Linked DNA regions of Homo sapiens: region 1 is linked to region 2. Evidence: read pairs that join two places in POLR2A ChIA-PET (ENCODE). Cell type or tissue: Panc1. All regions are shown on one strand. Each heading gives the region's core, and the rest is flanking DNA. Links, peaks and the distances in the headings are about the cores only.

Region 1 (4,392 bases), core at 74-4,073, 110 kb before region 2:
TGTAATCCCAGCACTTTGGGAGGCCGAGGCGGGCGGATCACGAGGTCAGGAGATCGAGACCATCCTGGCTAACATAGTGAAACCCCGTCTCTACTAAAAATACAAAAAATTAGCCGGGTGTGGTGGCGGGCGCCTGTAGTCCCAGCTGCTCGGGAGGCGGAGGCAGGAGAATGGCGTGAACCTGGGAGGCGGAGCTTGCAGTGAGCCGAGATCCGCCACTGCACTCCGCCTGGGCTACAGAGCAAGACTCTGTCTCAAACAAACAACAACAACAAAAGTAGCAGCCCCTGCTTGGTTATCTGCAAAGTACTTTTTAACCTTCTGTTATGTATTTGTTTTCTGCCTCCCAGCTGGAAGGGGAGTTGCCTGCTGTTCAGTGCCAGTTTGCCAGGACCTAGAACAGTGCCTGGCTTGGTGGACACACAGTGTTTGCCGGATGATTAAGTGAATGAAGAAACCCCTGTTTTCAAGATGATATTGAAACTCAGAAATTAAGTAGTTGGGCTTGCTTAAGGCCATTTGGTGAGTTAGTTGTAGAGCAGGGATTTGAACTGAGGTTTGTCTTGCTTCACAGCTCAGGATTCTGTACACATGAAGGCCCTGGTGTAGCACTGGATCTATAGTAGTCAGATCATCATTGGATCTATATTTCAGCCAAAGCTAATTGGTTGGTGCTTGTGCCGGACACCCAAGATGCTGGTGGAACGCTGATCTGGCCTTGTCTCCTGCTCTCCTTGCCCCTCAGATCCGGAAGGCTGCCCAGCATGGAGTATGCTCAGTCCTCAAGGGCAGTGAATTCATGTTTGAAAAGGCCCCTGCCCATCATCCTGCTGCCATTTCCACTGCCAAGTTCTGCATCCAGGAGATTGAGAAGTCTGGAGGTGGGGAACCCAAATGGAGGGCAGGTGGATGGGAGGCAGTGGCTGGCAGAGCAGGACAGGGCCTGCGGTAGGGCGGGGCTGGTGTCTCAATTCCTCTTCTGTATACCAGGCTCCAAGGAGGCCACCACCACGCTGCACATGCTGACGCTGCTGAAGGACCTGCTGCCCTGCTTCCCGGAAGGCCTGGTGAAGAGCTGCAGTGAGACTCTCCTCAGGGTCATGACCTTGAGCCATGTGGTGAGCTCAGGCCCAAAAGCTGGAGAAAGGGGGACCTGCAGTGGTGGCATTTGGGGAACTCACTGGTCAGTCAAAATGCAGGGCCTGGGGTCTCCCTCCCTGACTGTGTTCTTAAGCTAAAACCAACAGCACTACGTTACTCTGTGGTGTTTGGCTAGGCCAGGCCATATCAGAGTCCCCTTCCAGATGGAAGCTGACCTCAGAGATCAGGTCAGAGTCAGGGTGGATCTGTAGTGGGCTGGTAAACCCTCCTTCTGCACCAGCTCTATGTACCCTATACCAATTTTTTTTTTTTTTTTTTTTTTTTTTTGAGACCGAGTTTTGCTCTTGTTGCACAGCTGGAGTGCAATGGCGCGATCTTGGCTCACTGCAACCTCTGGCTCCCGGGTTCAAGCGATTCTTCTGCCTCAGCCTCCCAAGTAGCTGGGATTACAGGCATGCACCACCACGCCCAGCTAATTTTTTGTATTTTTAGTAGAGATGGGGTTTCTCCATGTTGATCAGGCTGGTCTTGAACTCCCAACCTCAGGTGATCTGCCCGCCTCAACCTCCCAAAGTTCTGGGATTACAGGCGTGAGCCACTGCGCCCGGTCGAGTTTTTTTTTTTTAGCAGCTTTAAAGACACATGAAAAATGATTTCCTGTGTTTCTACCATTTCTAGCACAATTCTGTAAATCTTTATACAGTCAGCTCTTTGTATGTGTGGTTCCCACAGCCATAAATTCAACCAACCTTGGATTGAAAATATTTGGAAACTGGGCATGGCTGCACGCGCCTATAATCCCAGATGCTTGGGAGGTGGAAGTGGGAGGATTGCTTGAGCCCAGGAGGTTGAGGCTGTAGTGAGCCATGGTCATGCCACTGCACTCCAACTTGGGCAACAGAGCAAGAACCCCATGTCAAAAAAAAAAAAAAAGGAAAAAGAAAAAAAAGGAAAGAAAAAGAAAAGAAAATATTCAGGAAAAAGAAAATGGTTGGTTGCTTCTGTACTGAACATGTACAGTTTTTTTTCCTTGTCATTATTCCTTAGACAACAGAGTGTAGCAACTATTTACATAGCATTTATATTGTATTACGTATTATAAGTAATCCAGGTGATTTAAAGTGTATGGGAGGATGCGTGTAGGTTATATGGAAATACTACACCATTTAATATAGAGACTTGAGCATTGGTAGATTTTTATGTCCATGGGGGGTCCTGGAACCAATCCCCCACAGATACCCCCGCCAACTCACTGTGTGTTCTCTCTCTTTTTTTTTTTGTGATGGAGTCTCGCTCTGTCACCCAGGCTGGAGTGCAGTGGCGTGGTCTCGGCTCACTGCAAACTCCGCCTTCCGGGTTCACGCCATTCTCCTGCCTCAGCCTCCCGAGTAGCTGGGACTACAGGCGCCCGCCACCACACCTGACTAGTTTTTTGTATTTTTAGTAGACACGGGGTTTCACCGTGTTAGCCAGGATGCTCTCGATCTCCTGGCCTCGTGATCCACTCACCTCGGCCTCCCAAAGTGCTGGGATTACAGATGTGAGCCTCTGCACCCGGCCTTGTATATTCTCTTGTAGTGTTTATTTACATACATATTTTTAAAATTGTAAAATATAAATAATATGATCATTGTTTAAAAGGGAAAAACAATTCAGAAGTGTATAAAGTAAAAATCTCCTTCCCTCCAAATCCTGTTTCCTAAGGTAGACAGTGCAAATAACTTTCTGGGTATCCTTTCAGACATTTTCTCTTTGGATAAACAAATATACATGATAAAACATGTAAAGGCCAGGTGCAGTGGCTCACACCTGTAACCTTAGCACTTGGGAGGCTAAGGCAGGAGGCAAGGAATTTGAGACCAGCTTGGGCAACATAGTGAGACGAGACTCTGTCTTTATAAAAATTAAAAAATTGGCCAGGCACAGTGGCATGCACCTGTATTGGTCTCACCCCTGTATCCAGCAACGGAGCAAGATTCTGTCTCAAAAAAAAAAAAAAAAAAAATACAGCTGTAACAGACCGTTTATAGCCTGCTTTTTTGGCTGTTATGTTAAAACCATTTTGTTAATGTTTCTATCTTTGTTTAAGACATTTAAAGCTTTTTCAGTGGCTTCCATGTCTTACTAAGGTGGCAGTCCTCAGGGTGTCTCTGTGTGGGGGGCATGTGTGAGGTTCAGGGGGCCCTCAACTCCCTAGCACACAGGTGGAGTTGAGGGGTCCAGGGCCAGCCGTGGGCTTTGTAGTTCCTTTCTAAGCCTGTGTGTCCCCCTCCAGCTGGTGACAGCCTGTGCCATGCAGGCCTTTCACAGCCTCTTCCACGCCAGGCCTGGCCTGAGCACCCTGTCAGCAGAGCTCAACGCCCAGATCATCACGGTGAGGCCTGTTGGTGGGATGTGGGGGCATTAGGTCGGGGGTGGTGCCTTGGGAGGCTGTGCTGGGGGCACTGGCCCTGCGCCTTGTCTACAGAGTGAGGTTGGCTGGGCTGGGTTGTCCTAGTGGAAGAGGCCAGTAGAAGGGGAAGGAAGATTGGAGACCAGCCATCAAATTCACATCAGTGTCCCCAGGAGCTGGGACCTTGACCCTTGACCTAGTTAACTTTAATGAACTGTTTCAGCATGGTCTCGTGGTGCTCATAGATACCTTGAGCAGGGCTCTCGGCCTTAGAGGTCTGTGGATGGATATTGGGAGGGGGGATCAGATCCCCCAAATTGTTAGCAAAATGTACGTTTTTTTTTTTCAAAGAAGGCCTCTGGCTTTTGTCAGACTCACAAAGGAGTGTGTGACCCATGATACTCCGCTGCTCCTAGAGGCTGTTCTCCCAAAGAATTAGAGCTGGGAGGGCTTCATGGAGAAGGGAAAGGCAGGAGCTGGGAAAGCCAAGGGGGCTGTGAGTGCTAGGGTCACAAGCACTGTCCCCAGGACATTGCTGGTGCCAGGATGGGAAGGGGTCATCATCACTGGGCTATTGCAGACCCTGCATGCTCAGTCACCTGCTTATTCCCACTTTTAGGCCCTGTACGACTATGTTCCCAGTGAGAATGATTTACAACCCCTGCTAGCCTGGCTTAAGGTCATGGAGAAAGCCCACATCAACCTGGTGAGGTACGGATGAAGGAGGGGTGCTTAGGGCCTCTGTCCAGGCTGTTGAGGTGGGGGTGCTCAGGGCCTGTGTCCAGGCTGCCGAGGTGGGGGGTCCTCAGGGCCTTCATCCTGGCTGCCAAGGTTGGGGGGGTCCTTAGGGCCTGTGTCCAGGCTGCCAAGGTGGGGGTTCCTCAGGGCCTCTGTCCAGG
Region 2 (4,392 bases), core at 246-4,245:
AGGCAGAGACACTCCTCACTTCCCAGACGGGGTGGCGGCCGGGCAGAGGCTGCAATCTCGGCACTTTGGGAGGCCAAGGCAGTGCTTTAAAACAGGAAACACAGCTGTTGCAGCCTTCATAGGTTTCTGGTGCTGGAGTGGTGACTGATGGGAAGGATGTCACTGGCATTGGGGTTATCTTGGAGGTGGCGACCCACAGCAGTGGGCAGGAGAGCCCCGATGTGGTGTCCTCAGCATTGGTATCCAGAGGAAAGCTGCTACACACAACATCCTGTCAATCCCTCTGTCTCCTGCAGGCCACCTCCCCGAAATTGTTCTTTTTTGAGGGGTCTTGCCTCTATCATTCTTTGGGATAGTTGCCCAGAGCCCTTGTTATTTCTGTATGCCTACATATCTAGCTACTAATTTTCCTGGTTCTGGCCATCTATGTAAAAACTTTTATGATGAGGAAATTAGTCTTTAGTATATACTTTGATTTTCTATAATATTTATATCAAATTGAAGTGAGATTTAAGCCAAAACTACTTGGTTTCTTTAAAAAAAATTTGTCATGAAACGTCAATTATACATACAAGTTTATAAAATAATATAATCAGTATTCTTCCCATTACCCAGCTTTAGCAAATCTTAACATTTTGCCATATTTGCTTCAAATGCTCCCCTTTTCGCATAGCTCAGTGATTTATCCACAAGAACAGTATTAGCACTTCAGGAACTCTTTTTTTTTTTTTAAGATGGAGTCTTGCTCTGTTGCCCAGGCTAGAGTACAGTGGCGCAATCTCAGCTCACTGCAACCTTCACCTCCCGGGTTCAAGCAGTTCTTCTGCCTCAGCCTCCCACGTAGCTGGGATTACAGGTGCCCGCCACCATGCCCTGCTAATTTTTGTATTTTTTAGTAGAGACGGGGTTTCACCATGTTGGCCATGCTGGTCTCGAACTCCTGACCTTGTGATCCACCCACTTTGGCCTCCCAAAGTGCTGGGATTATAGGCATGAGCCACCGCGCCCGGCCTCAGGAACTCTTTCATACCTTCATGCCTCTTAATCACTGTCCACAAAAGGTAACCATTATCCTGAATATTATGGTAAATACATTTCTGCTTCTCTTTACAGTTTACCATTTAAGCAAGTATCTCTAAATACTAGTTTCGTTTATTTTTAAAATTTGATATAAATGTCATCATATAGTATGTAGTTGTCTGTGTGTGTGTGTGTTTGTGTGTGTGTGTGTGTATGTGTGGCTTCTTTTGCTTTTCATTTGTGAGATTTAGCTGTGATTGTACATATAGCTAGAGTCTGTCCATTTTCATTACTGTGTAATATTCCATTACAAATAAAGCCATTAAATTAAAATTCTGCTGGACATTTTGCTTTTTCAGTTTTGGCTGTTTAGAAAATAATGTTGTGGGTCGGGTGTGGTGGCTCATGCCTGTAATCCCAGCACTTTGAGAGGCCAAGGTGGGTGGATTGCTTGAGCCCAGGAGTTCGAGACCAACCTGCTCAACATGGTGAAACCCTGTCTCTACTAAAAATACAAAAATTAGCTGGGCACAATGGCACTCACCTGTAATCCCAACTACTCAGGAGTCTGAGGCATGAGAATCGCTTGAACCAAGGAGGCAGAAGTTACAGTGAGCCAGGATAGTGCCACTGTACTCCAGCCTGGGCGACAGAGAGAGTCTCTGTCTCAAAAAAAAAAAAAAAAAAAAAAGAGAGCAGAAATTAATGAAATAGGCTGGGCGTGGTGGCTCATGCCTATAATTCCAGCATTTTGGGAGGCTGAGGTGGGTGGATCACCTGAGGTCAGGAGTTCGAGACCAGCCTGGCTAACATGATGAAACCCTGCCTTTACTAAAAATACAAAAATTAGCTGGGTGTGGTGGTGTGTGCCTGTAATTCCAGCTACTGGGGAGGCTGAGGCACGAGAATTGCTTGAATCTGGGAGGTGGAGGTTGCAGTGAGCCAAGACTGTGCCATTGCACTCCGGCCTGGAAAACAGAGCAAGACTTCATCTCAAAGAGAAAAAAAAAGAAACTAATGAAATAAACAACAAACAGGCTGGGCGCTGTGGCTCACGCCTGTAATCCCAGCACTTTGGGAGGCCGAGGCGGGCGGATCACAAGGTCAGGAGATCGAGACCATCCTGGCTAACACGGTGAAACCCCGTCTCCACTAAAAATACAAAAAATTAGCCAGGCGTGGTGGCGGGCACCTGTAGTCCCAGCTACTCGGGAGGCTGAGGCAGGAGAATGGCGTGAACCCAGGAGGCAGAGCTTGCAGTCAGCCGAGATCGTCCCACTGCACTCCAGCCTGGGCGACAGAGCGAGACTCCATCTCAAAAAAAAAAAAAAAACAACAAACATAATCAATAGAGAGGTTCAACAAAGCTAGAAGTTGGAACCTTGACAAAGCTAATTACATTGAAAAAAAATTACCAATATCAGGAACAAAGAGGAGGACATTACTATGGAACGTAGAGACATTAAAAAAGATAAGAGGATATTATATACAAATTTATACCAATAAAGTTTGAAGGTTTATGTGAAATAGACAAATTCCTTGAAATCTACAACTTAACAAAATTAACACAAGAAGTAAAGGAAAATGTGAGTAGTCCCATAACACAAAATAAGTGGAATGTGTAATGAAAAACTTTTTCACAAAGAAAATTCTAGGTTCAGATGGCTTCATCTGCCAATTCTGTCACATATTTACAGAAGAAATAACACTAATCTCACATAAATTTTTTCAGAAAATAGAAAAATAAGACATATTGGCCACGCGTGGTGGCTCATGCTTGTGGGATACCAAGGCGGGCAGATTGCCTGAGCTCAGGAGTTCGAGACCAGCCTGGGCAACACGATGAAATCCCATCTCTACTAAAATACAAAAAAATTAGATGGGTGGGGTGGCGTGTGCCTAGTCCCAGCTACTCAGGAGGCTGAGGCAGGAGAATTGCTTGAACCTGGGAGGTGGAAGTTGCAGTTAGCTGAGATCGTGCCACTGCACTCCAGTTCGGGTGACAGAGTGAGACTCTGTCTGAAAAAAAAAAAAAAAAAAAAAAGACATATTTCCCACCTAAGTGTATAAGGCTAGAACAACCTTGATATAAAACCTAATGAAGACATTACAAGGAAAATTTAAGACCAATCTCACTTATGAATGAATGGGAAATCTAGACTATTAGCAAACCAAATTCAGCAACATGTAAAAATGATAATACATCATAACAAAGTTGAGTTATTTGAGAAATGCAAGGTTGGTTTAACAATAGAAAATCTGTATTATTTACCATAAAGGAGAAAAATTATATGATCATCAATAGAGGCACAAAAAATTTTTGATAAGTATTTGATAAAATTAAACACCAATACACAATTTTAAATAAGTAAATATATAAATAAATATATATATCTCCTCTGGAAGGCAGAGGCTGCAGTGAGCCAAGATTGTGCCACTACACTGCAGCCTGGGTGACAAGAGTGAGACTCTGTCTAAAATAAATAAATAAATAACATAGCAAACTGAGAATAAAAATATACCACCTGAATTTGATTTTGCTAAGTGATGAGTAGGGAAAGATACTATTTTTAAATTTGCTTTATTCTGATAACTTGTAAAGTTGAGATTCTTTTTATGTTTATTAGTCATTAGGTCCCCTCCTCTGCGTTACTGATCATGTCATTTGACTAATTTTCTATTGAGTCAAGTGTCTTTTCCTTATTAATTTTTTGGCTTACTGGTAAATTCTGAATACTGATCCTTGGTTATATGCATAGCAAACATGTTTTTTTCAGTCTGTGGCTTGTCTTGTATTTTATTATTACTTTTAAAGTTTTAGATTTATTTATCTATTTATTTATTTATTTATTATGAATGGATAGTACGTTCAAATGAATATAAAATCCAGAAAATACAAAAGAGCATACAGTGAAAACTTTCTCTCCCACTCTTCTTCCCCTTTTATCCATTTCTCTTTAGAGGCATTGTGACTTCATTTTTAAGACATTTAGTATGTAATGTCATTTGTTATACAGAAAAATTTAATGTAGTTAAATTTATGATTCTTTGGAGATTGTGCTTTTTATGTCTTGTTTAAGAAACTCTTTCTCTGTTGCATTAATTTATTCTATATTGTTTTTTAATGTTTTTAAATTTGGCTTTTCATATTTAGATCTTTACTTTGTTTGGAATTTATTTTTTGTCTGTGATGTGAGGTAGGGATCACCCCTCCCCCATATTGTAAAACTACCTGTTATATGCTTTTACATTTGTAACTGTTTCATCTAGCATAGCTTAAGTGGTGATGGGAGTCTGCTTTTGAGCTTCATCTATGCATTGGCAAATACAGTTAATTAACTGGTCTAGTTTTTTATCTCTATTTTCCTTCTT

The links. ChIA-PET counts read pairs that join two places held together with the same protein. Peaks named below come from ENCODE experiments on the same cell type or tissue, not always from the same donor. Only the 100,000 strongest peaks of a DNase experiment are listed, where the experiment ranks them.
Region 1: POLR2A ChIA-PET joins it to region 2 with 6 read pairs; 4 of 35 experiments call an interaction of 5 or more read pairs at or near these places.

What each region holds. Positions count from the first base shown.
Region 1 is chr10:97,384,978-97,389,369 of GRCh38, reverse strand. RRP12 (ribosomal RNA processing 12 homolog) reads left to right here. Exons shown (of 34, transcript NM_015179.4): 7 at 746-881; 8 at 991-1,118; 9 at 3,377-3,475; 10 at 4,113-4,204. Among named protein-coding and RNA genes, the nearest start is that of RRP12, 14 kb to the left of the region's middle. In Panc1, for the core only: no CTCF peak of the experiment used is centred there; no DNase peak of the experiment used is centred there.
Region 2 is chr10:97,270,804-97,275,195 of GRCh38, reverse strand. The region is part of intron 1 of ARHGAP19 (Rho GTPase activating protein 19); the gene reads left to right. All of the region lies in intron 1 of ARHGAP19-SLIT1 (ARHGAP19-SLIT1 readthrough (NMD candidate)), which reads left to right. Among named protein-coding and RNA genes, the nearest start is that of ARHGAP19, 20 kb to the left of the region's middle. In Panc1, for the core only: no CTCF peak of the experiment used is centred there; no DNase peak of the experiment used is centred there; H3K27ac peaks cover 540 bases.